2 separate regions of the Homo sapiens genome follow, and region 2 is linked to region 1. The links are chromatin loops, found by intact Hi-C in ENCODE. Cell type or tissue: PC-3. All regions are shown on one strand. Each heading gives the region's core, and the rest is flanking DNA. Links, peaks and the distances in the headings are about the cores only. Region 1 has its middle 18 kb from the start of IATPR. Region 2 overlaps NRP1 (neuropilin 1).

Region 1 (5,383 bases), core at 309-5,308:
GAAAGTGGAGCCGTATTTCACGTTTTGTTCAGGCCCCTCACCCCCAGGGGCCCACAGCCTGGCAATCGATCCCAAAGCCTCTTGCACCGCTCCTCCTAGATGGCCCTAGGACCTCAAGTTTTGAGGGAACAAACATTCTGGTCCAGTACCCTAGAGAACCCGAGTCAATATGGTAGCATGTACGTGAGCCCAACTAATCCTGGGAAACAAAGTTCGTCCCTATGATGAGCATAATTTTCAGAAGGAAGATAGTATATTTTGTAGGAAAGAGCATGGGGTTTGGAGGCCTGGGACTTTGGTTTATGATCTTACAATCTGTCTCCTCTTGCTAGCTTTGTGACCTGTGGTGACTCACTTAGCTTCTCTCACTTATAGATCTGACATCTGCAAAGGAGCATATTAAGCATAGCCACCTCCAGAGTTTTTGTTAGATGAATCAGAGCACAGATCCGTCTCCCTGACTGGTTGCTAATTAATCTGTGTTGCTAATTAACCTTCCCTCCCCTGCAATCCACACCCCAAGCCCTTGGTCATATCACTGCATTGTCCAACAGAAAGGAAGTGTAAGAAATATGGATTCTTCTTTTAAAACCCTGATAAATTACTTAATGGAAGGTGGAGGAGGTTAGGTCTGTTTTGGGTTGAAATGGGTTTTCATGAGTGAGTTGCAGATCACTTAGTCCCCCATCCCTCCCTCAGTTTCCCCTGGAGAGGCTGCACTCCAAGCATATACCTGTCTCCTATCATGTGGAATCCAAGTCAGCTCTTCGTTTCACATCAGCAGGCTTTCTCTTCAAAACAACCCCACTTTGCTACTACATGACCCCCTCTTATACAGAGGAGTTTGCCACAAATTACTCATCAACATGGGTCTGGGCACATAATTGCTTCATCTCCCAGGCTTGGCACATCTGTGTAAATAGTTTTGATTAGTTTCAGTCTCACTTAATAGTAACAGTTGTGTGGGCCAAGGGAGGTTAGGCTTGATCTTAGACTAAACCAATTAGCAGCAAGGCTCCCACTCCCCCGTCTTTCTGCCCCACCCCTGCATCAATGCCTGCATTTGTAGCAGTGAACAATCTCTAAGGTGATTGTGCCAAGTTCTAAGCCGGGACTTTCAAAGACTTGCCTGGGTACTGCCGCCTCTGCACATAAACTTTGAGAGCACTGTCCAGTCTGGACTGAGCCTAGCTACCTCTGCTATAAGTCACCTTTAACGTAAGTTGCTCTTTTGGGGGCTTCCATAGTTTAAATATGTTGAAAGTTGGCCTCTAACGTGAGCTTCACCCAGTAGAGCCAAGTTGCATGGTTTATAAAAAATGTTATTTCAGTTATGTGATATCCTTTAAACACAGAAATGCACTGAAAATGGGCCAGGCATGGTGGCTTATGCCAGTAATCCCAGCACTTTGGGAGGTCAAGGCAGATGGATCACTTGAGATCAGGAGTTTGAGACCAGCCTGACCAACATGATAAAACCCCACCTCTACTAAAAATACAAAAATTAGCTGGGCGTGGTGGCAGGTGCCTGTAATCCCAGCTACTTGAGAGGCTGAGGCAGGAGAATCACTTGAACCTGGGAGGTGGAGGTTGTGGTGAGCCAAGATCATGTCACTGCACTTCAGCCTGGGTGACAGAGTGAGACTCCATATCAAAAAAAAAAAAAAAAAAAAGAAAAGAAAAGAAAAAAGAAACATACCGAATATGTAAAAGCTCCCAATTTTAGCTCAGTGGTTACTTGGCAGATATCAACCCAATGACCACAACCAAGGAGGATTGATTGATTGATTGATTATTTTAGATTCAGGAGGTACATATATTTGTTTGTTACATGGGTATATTACATACCAGTGGGGATTGGGCTTCCAGTGTCCCCAATATACCAGTAGTGAACATTGTACCCAACAGGTAAGTGCTCAACCCTTGTCCTTCTTCCATCCTCTCTGCTTTTGGAGCCCCCAGTGTCTATTATTTCCATCTTTATGATCATTCGTACCCATTGTTTAGTTCCCACTTATAAGTGAGAACACGCGGTATTTGGTTTTCTGTTTTTCAGTTAGTTCACTCAGGATGATGGCCTCCAGCTCCATCCACATTGCCGCAAGAATGGTATATATAAACCATGGAATACTACACAACCATAAAAAGAATGAAATCATTATTTTCATTAGTATTCCATGGTGTATATAGACCACATTTTCTTTATCCAGTCAACCACTGATGGGCACTCAGCTTGGTTCCGTGACTTTGCTATTGTGAATAGTGCTGCAATAAATAGGTATATTATTTATATGGTCTCTTTTCCTTTGGGTAGATACCCACTCATGCACTCATAGGATTGCTGGGTTGAGTAGAAGTTCTATTTTTAGTTCTTTGAAAACTCTCCATACTGTTTATCACAGAGTTGAGCTAATTTACATCCTCACCAACAAAGCGTAAGTGTTCCCTTCTCTCCACATCCATGCCAACATCTGCACAACCAAGGAGGATTTAGCAAGAGGATTTTATTCCTTGCAACTAGTAACAAGAACACCTGGGATAACTCCCAAAGCAGTGCCTCCTCGAGCTGGGGGCTAGGTCCGGTTTTATAAGGATAGGGTAATAAGGTGTGATCTGATTGGATTTCACAATGAAGTGATGTCAAAAGCCACGATCTGACTAGATCCTGCCATGAGGTGATGCCAGGGCTCGATCTGATTGGATCCTGATCCTGCCCTGCAGTGTCCGCTTCTTATTTCAGTCCCCACTCCTCAGTCCAAGCACTTAGGTTCCCCTGTGGTTGCATGCCTTGGCTCATCAGGGCATGCTCATGATCTTCAACCTGGGAGTCCCGGGCAACTGAAAAACAAATCACAACTTTGTTACATAAAAGTTGAACCAGATTGGTCTGGTGCAGCTACAGCACTGGCAATAGTGGAGCCATGGGCTGTGTGTCAGCTGGCAGATGAGCTGGCAGATGATCTGGAAATTAAGGTGGCTGTTTTGCCATCCCGTCTCTTTGAGCTGGTGGAGCCTCTAAGCTGGGACTCTGAGCAGAATCTAGAAATGACTGGTTATCTCCTGTTCACTGATACTCGTCGACTGGAAAATATTACTGGGTACTGAACTGGCACAACTCTGCCTTGAAATGACTCAACCTGCATGAGTGGGGTGAGTCATCGCCCTCTGCCACCTTACAGCACAGGCCCCACGTGTTGGTTTTTATTACCCTGCATAAGGTCCAGGCCTCATTCAAGTAGGACTCCAAGGCTGCCTGTCCTCACTTCCTCCATTAGGAAAGAGGTGACGAAGGTGGATAACAATTTTACCACCTGGGGATGTGGATTTCTGCCTTCTATTCGTCATTCCTGACATAGGTTTGGCAAGTCTGTGGGTGCCTTTGCTCCTTGCTCGCAGCTAGAACTGAGAATCCTAACAGCCAGAGAGGTTATTATTTTTCTTATGTTGTCACTAGATTCCAGCTCTGAAATTGCAGGTAATTATCTCTCAATGACCAGCATGCCATCTTTCTCCTCTCTATTTTACACCCAAGCAGGCAGGATGGTTGCTGTATGGTGCATTTTTATTTAATTAGCTAAAAGGCTTGGATCTGCTTCTGTTACCCATAAATTAATGCCCATTGCAGCATGCCATGTTTATTAGTCATGGTGTGGGATTAGATGTCAAGAACAAGAGCTTCATCTTCATCACTGGGCATTGTCCTGTCCAAAGAAAGCAAATGGTTGAAGAGACCAAAAACAATCTGGAAATCCTGTAAGTAGCATCACATAAGCAAAGCAAAGTAGGCTTTGGCAAAGGGAACACATTCAGTCCCCTGCTAAGAAGAGCCACTGCTGAGCTGAAAGCCCCCATAGCTCTGTTAAAAGTGAGTTAAGGATCTAGAACCAGAAATACCATTTGACCCAGAAATCCTATCACTGGGTATATACCCAAAGGATTATAAATCATTCTACTGTAAAGATACATGCACACTTATGTTTACTGCAGCACTGTTCACAATAACAAAGACTTGGAACCAACCTAAATGTCCATCAATCATAGACTGGATAAATAAAATGTGGCACACATACACCATGGAATAATGGACAGCCATAAAAAAGAATGAGTTCATGTCCTTTGCAGGGACATGGATGAAGCTGGAAAGCATCATTCTCAGCAAACTAACACAGGAACAGAAAACCAAACACCGCATGTTCTCACTCATAAGTGGAAGCTGAACAACGAGAACACATGGACACAGGAAGGGGAACATCACACACTGGGGCCTGTTGGGGGGTGGGAGGCTAGGGGAGGGACAGCATTAGGAGAAATGCCTAATGTAGATGACATTGATGGCTTCAGCAAACCACCATGGCAAGTGTATACCTATGTAACAAACCTGCATGTTCTGCACATGTACCCCAGAACTTAAAGTATTTTTTTAAAAAAGTGAGTTAGGGCACTATAGGAACTGGGCAGGACACACAGCCCAGCCTGGTGGAGTGAACCATGAAGGTGATCCTTGAGTTGAAGCCCAAGATTTAGTAAGAGTTGGCCAGGTGGAGGGTGTGAGCCTACCATTCAGAGGGAGTAGACACATGAACACAGGAGAGAGAAACTGCAGGTGGCGCAGTAGAACTGCAGAGGGGAGAAAGGCACCCTGGGTTCTAGAGGGCAAGGCAGCACTGGATCAGGAAGGTCTTACATGATCTGCATGAAGGATTTTAAGCAGCAGAGCAGCATGATCAGAAGTGCAGTTTCTAAAACTTATGCTGGTGGAAGAGAGGAAGAAGGCAAGAGTGAAAGTAGAGAACCCAGTAAGGAAGCCAGGAAAGAAATGCGGACAGTGGCTGGGCTCTGTGTCTCATGCCTATAATCTCAGCGCTTTGGGAGGTGGAGGCAGGAGGATTGCTTGAGCCCAGGAGTTTGAGACCATCCTGGGCAACATACCAAGACCTCATCTCTACAAAAAATAAAATAAAGAAATAGCTGAACTGGTGGCACATGCCTGTGGTCCTAGCTACTAGGGAGGCTGAGGTGGGAGGATTGCTTTGAGGCTGCAGTAAGCTGTGATTGTGCCACTGCACTTCATCCTAGGCAACAGAGTGAGATGCTTGCTTAAATAAAAAAAAAAAAAGAAGAAATGTGGATAATTAGAAACCTAGGCAGTGGTGGTAACAATGGAAAGAGACAGAGCAGACAGATGTGGGGGACAGTGTGGGGCAGGGGATGTACTGGTCTTTGAGGTTGGTCATCTGGGAGAACATCAGAGCCACTCACTGCAACCAGACACCCAGGAAGGGGAGCAGGTCGGCAGAAGAGGGCACGGGAAAGAAAGATGGAATGATGGCATGTTTCATTTAACCCAGGTTGAACTTGAAGCCTTCCTGTCATATACAGTGTG
Region 2 (5,383 bases), core at 305-5,304, 100 kb before region 1:
TACAGATGCATTTTTTCCATTGGGTGACCCTGGCTGAAATGCATGAGATTAGTATCGATAGATTTTTTTTTCCTGGAACATGAAAAGAATTTGAGTTCTGTCCACTGACTGCATTTGGATAGCAAAGGGAGCACATGTCTTCAGAGCACGGAATAATGCTATGCCTTGCCCCTTTCTCCCAAGAGGAGCACAGAAACCACAGATAACTGGGTAACATTTTTTCCTTCCTCATTTTCATTTTCTACCTCCACACATGGCGTTTCTATTTTGACTGCCTTTCTCCTGCCCTAGGCTGGCCTTTGCTCAGTTCCAAACATCTGCTGTGAATTCTAATTACACAAGATTTTCTTGGAGAGTCATTCTTTGAAAATTCATTTTTGCAAGGCTTTCCCCATCCCCTTAATGTGAGCTTCAAAAACAAATCAGCATATACAGCTCCTGGCTGAATGATAAGCTTCCAACAGGGAAATGCAGTTGACCAAATATTAAATTGAGAAGTTCACTTCATCTGTTCTCAGGAATGATTGGCATTCCTTCAGAGACTAACTGTTTACCCACAATTTCTGACAACCAGCTGTACCTAGGCAGCCTGTTCTTTCTCTTCGTTCTTGTCTCCAGGGTAGCATTCGTTATAACCTTAGGCTGGCAGCCGACTTTAATCTCAGTAATCCCATCAGCTCCTTGCAGGATTTTTAATGCCAAGGAGAGTTTTTTGGACACCTGCACTTCCAAGTTCTCCATCAGCACAGGAAACTCTCATTACCAGGAGAGGCCCACCTAGATCACTGGGAAATACATGGAAAATTGGTGTAAAAAGATGCTGTCAAACTTTATAGGCCAAGAGACTGATTTAGACCATCACCCTCATCTGCAAGTCTTTAGTTTCCAGAAATTCATCCTTGTGTTTGTTTTTGAAACCAAGCTTAAAGGGGAAGGTAGACAAATTAAAGCCATGATTAACTGCAAAACCAATAATCAGCAACGCATTTGTTTGTGCTGGAATAGACAGATGCTGTTTGAGTAAAAGTGTGTGTTTATCTTGAGCCACTTAGAAATCACCCAATCGTGCAGATAAAACTTTATGGGTAGCATAGAATAACAGCTTTTAAAAGAAAAATACACCTTACCTGTACATGCTATTTAATACTTTCCTAGTCTTTTAGGCATGAAAATTTCTTTAAACTGCTGAAAACCTGGAGAGGTGTGTGTGTGTCTGTGTGTGTGTGAATAACTTCACCTTGGAAAGGTGTCAGACATCCTTGCCTCACTGCACAGCCACCTCCAAGACTTCTTCCATGAGGCTTTTTTTGTGAGGCTGCTTCTCAGAGACCATGAGACAAAGAAACGCACAGATTGCAAAAGGCCTGAAGTCTATATTCATTTCCTATCCACAGAAAGCTCCAATTCCAACAACTTATAAAAGATCATATGTTAATTTGGTAAAACCATTTTGATGCGGTCACTCTAGTGATGCAGTCAAATTCTGATGTTGTTCTATTTTCAAAAATACAGGAAGGGTATGGGAGAAGTCTGAGATACCAGGTAGGTAAACATCTGATACATAAACATCCTGTGGACGTCATGCTTGCAAATAACCTTAGCTCTAAAATAAGAAGGTTGAGACGAGGTTTGAGTGAGGTATTTGAGAGCATAATAGATATAGCGAAAAATGTATTTAATCTCTGATGCCTTTGGGGGTAACTCCAGGAAGAGAACCACTATTAAGTTAGGGAGAGGTCATTTGAGAAATAAATAAAAAGGAATACTTCACACAGTGTGGACCTAGCCAGTGAAATTCATCAGTTAGCAGACTCTAGTTTTAAGTGGTGAACTTTTCAAAGGACTAGAAAGTTTATGATTTATTGTAATATTTGCAGTTAGAAATGCTAAGATAAGAGTAGTCACATTCCTAGCTTAAGGGTATAAGTCAGTTGCTCAAACACCTTAACATTGACTTTAATGACAGGCAGTTTGGAGGAAAGGAGTTTCAGATCTTGCCGGCAATGCCAGACTTACATAACATCGAATTTAAATTCAACAAACATTTATTGAGCATCTGTTAAGAATTAGGCACTATATGTGAAAATAGGTGAATCTGAAGTGAAGAAGACCCCCATTTTTTTTTTTTGAGACAGGGTCTTCCTCTGTTGCCCAGGCTGGAGTGCAGTGGCACGATTGCAGCTCACTGCAGCATCGACCTCCTGGGCTCAAGTGATCCTCTCCTCAGCCTCCCAAGTAGCTGGACTACAGGAGCATGCCACTACACCTGGCTAATTTTCTTATATTTTGTAGAGACAGGGTCTCACCAGGTTGCCCAGGCTGATCTTGAACTCCTGAGCTCAAGTGATCCACCTGTTTCAGCCTCCCAAAGTGCTGGGATTATAGGCATGAGCCACCGTGCCTGGCCTAAAGTGAAGGAGACTCTCTCTCTCCTTCAAAGGAATTATAATCTAGGTACTACTGGCAAAACTATGCGCACACATACACACACACACACACACACACACACAGAGGCACCCACTCCAATTACCCAAAAGACTAAGTAAAAAAATATTAGGTCACATTCTCATGGTTAATATGTGTACATATGCATCATCGTGATCTTCATAGTAGCCATGCAGAATGACTAAATGAGGTAAGCATTGGCATTTCTGTTTGAGAGTAGAGGAAACTAAGACTTGAATGGACTAAGTAACTTGCTTAACATTATCCAGGTCACTCCTGCAGGTCAAAGCTACAAAGCTACTTCTGGGGTCTGTGCTTTTTTCCACCATATGCTGCCTGCATCACCCCAGTTTTCTCTCTGTTGTACCAGAATGCATTGATTCATTTTAATGCAATCTGTTCACTCTGTATTGTGATTTACTATTTACTTGACTCTTTCCCTCACTGTCTAGAGGGCAGGAATCTTATCACCTTCACTCCCTTTCACCCAAGCACCTAGCACTTATTTGTGTTATGAATGAATAATAGCCACCCATGAAGTTCTCTCCACACTGGACTGGATATTAGAAACACAACTGCTCATCATTAGAAGATCATGCTCTGAACTCATGAACTTCTCCTTAAATGTTTGAGGCGAGAACAGTGTGATTTCAACAGAAGCGTGAATCTTTAAAGAAAGCATCCACAGTTTCTGTGCCATTTCATTGACAGGTTTTATTTTAAATGTAGACATCCACAGAGGATAGGAGCTGCAGCGTGTGCTGCTAGACTCAAGAGAGAAGTCTCGCTGACTCATGCAGGTTGAGGTTTTGTCTCATTCCCAGGAATGCTTGGACTCCCAGAGGCAGTGAAGCCACACATTTTAGCAGAATTACCTCAGCAGTGTGGTGCATGATCATGAACTTCAAGTTTACCTACAAGGAAGATTTCATTGTCCTTCTGTCACTAGCCAAACACTTCACAGCCTAGACTCCTGGACTACATAAAGGCCCATACAAAAGTGTTTGTGTGCATTTGTGTATGTGTGAGTGTGTGTGTTTGCAGTGGGAGAGGACACTTATCTTTGCTCTCCGAAGGAATTTTGCCATGAGATACCAGATAGAAGGAAAATATTCATCGGGCCGGGCCTGGTGGCTCACACTTGTAATCCCAGCGGGGAGGCCAAGGTGGGCAGATCACTTGAGGTCAGGAGAACTGCCTGGCCAACAGGACACAACCCCATCTCCATTAAAAATACAAAAATTAGCTGGGCATGGTGACACACCCCTGTAGTCCCAGCGACTATAATCACTTGAACTCAAGAGGTGGAGGTTGCAGTGAGCTGAGATCCACCGTTGCACTCCAGCCTGGGCAACAGAGCCAGACTCCATCTCAAAAAAAAAAAAAAAAAAAAAGAAGAAGGAAAATATTCATCATAGCAAATATTTTCAAATGTAAGCAATTGGGTGGGATTTGTGTGTGTGTGTGTGTGTGTGTGTGTGTGCGCGCGCATGTGTGTTTCTTCTGCCGTTAGTTCATCAAAGCTGGCCGCTTCTGCTTCCCCAGCCAAAGTCCAACCCCCTGTCCTATGAGGTCCACTTTGAATGGTTCAAATGACCTGTTTTCCATCAAGCCCTTTCTAGACCCTTCCAGAAGTAATTTTCCCTTCTTCTGAATCCCATAATGCCCCACTTATCACTAGGCTGACACTTTTTACTTTCAGTCTCATAACATCATTACCTCCACATAGGCTTGTGTGCTTCCAGATCCTGGCATACAGTAAATGTGTGTTGGATTTAATGGACGAAATGCTTTTATCTGGATACTTGGCATTCTTCAGTTTCGTGTAATTTCACACTTTTAGTTTGAGTGGCTACGATGTGTGAAGCTCCATGATTGGGCTTTGGGATGCAGCTGTGTGAGCAGACACTCTGGGCTCCATAGTTTATCAGTTGCTAGGCTCCAAGCAGAGGTAATAATTGCTCAGAAAGACCAGGAGTGTGAAAAAAAAAGAAGAAAAAAAAGGTCTTAATTGCGCTACGTCTCAGCTTCATTATCTATAAAACCTGTCTGCGGGACAGTTAAGAAAATGGAAGATGAGGTACAGGAAGTTAGCACTTAGTACAATACCTGACACATAATGGTTGCCCCAGAGAAGTTTTTAATAGTAACAAAAACAATAATCGTCAGCAATACTTTATCAACACAATACAGTCCTACTGAATTATGTGCAGAGATCACCAATTCTGCTACCATGTCTTAAAGTGGCTGAAATCCAAACCAGCCGTTAACTCATTCTTCTATTACTGTTACCCTCTTTGTTTTAGGGCTGACAAATATTAGGAACGGGTGACCTGTATACACACTCTATTTAATCTTACAGGGTATCTAGAGCTGTACCCTTGCAGTCAACCAGATCAGCAGCACTGAACCCAAACGTTTCTCTTGCCTACCTAACCCATGCAATTCCTACCCTCTCGGTCTTCTACTAGACGAATACTTTCCTAGCTTTCATGGATATTACACATAAACAATCAGATGGAATCAAGAGTTATATTAGAAGAGCACAATACCCACCCATGCCCTCTATGTAGTACGTGCTTGCTAACTCTTTATTAAGTAAACCCATCTAGCAAGAGCACATGCGCTGATTCTCCTATGAGGTTCTTGACCGGAAGATTTTCATCCCATGTATACATATTTGAGACTGATTACCATTGTTTTAAAACTGTAGCATACTTATTTTTTCTCTGTTAAGAAATTTCAGTTAGGCAATTTCTATCAGACAGTTTTTAAGTTAAAATCTTAGCCAAATTCCTAGGGATTACATTTGGTCTGTTCTGACAGCGTGTCCTCTTTCCAAATCAAAGGACTAGGCTCAGGTTTTAAATTAAATGTAACTTACAAATAAGCATTCAAAAAATGTTAATTAAAAGTATTAAGTCCCTGAATCTTTTAC

What was found. Peaks named below come from ENCODE experiments on the same cell type or tissue, not always from the same donor. Only the 100,000 strongest peaks of a DNase experiment are listed, where the experiment ranks them.
Region 2: it touches region 1 in a loop (5-fold over the local background); 4 of 110 quality-filtered maps call a loop at or near these places.

What each region holds. Positions count from the first base shown.
Region 1 is chr10:33,132,023-33,137,405 of GRCh38, reverse strand. No RefSeq gene overlaps it. Among named protein-coding and RNA genes, the nearest start is that of IATPR, 18 kb to the right of the region's middle. RefSeq lists an enhancer at 2,440-3,639. In PC-3, for the core only: no CTCF peak of the experiment used is centred there; DNase peaks (open chromatin) are centred at 345, 3,185, 3,645 and 4,605; H3K27ac peaks cover 2,040 bases.
Region 2 is chr10:33,236,033-33,241,415 of GRCh38, reverse strand. The region is part of intron 6 of NRP1 (neuropilin 1); the gene reads left to right. Among named protein-coding and RNA genes, the nearest start is that of NRP1, 96 kb to the left of the region's middle. In PC-3, for the core only: no CTCF peak of the experiment used is centred there; DNase peaks (open chromatin) are centred at 1,959, 2,595 and 3,305; H3K4me3 peaks cover 430 bases; H3K27ac peaks cover 5,000 bases.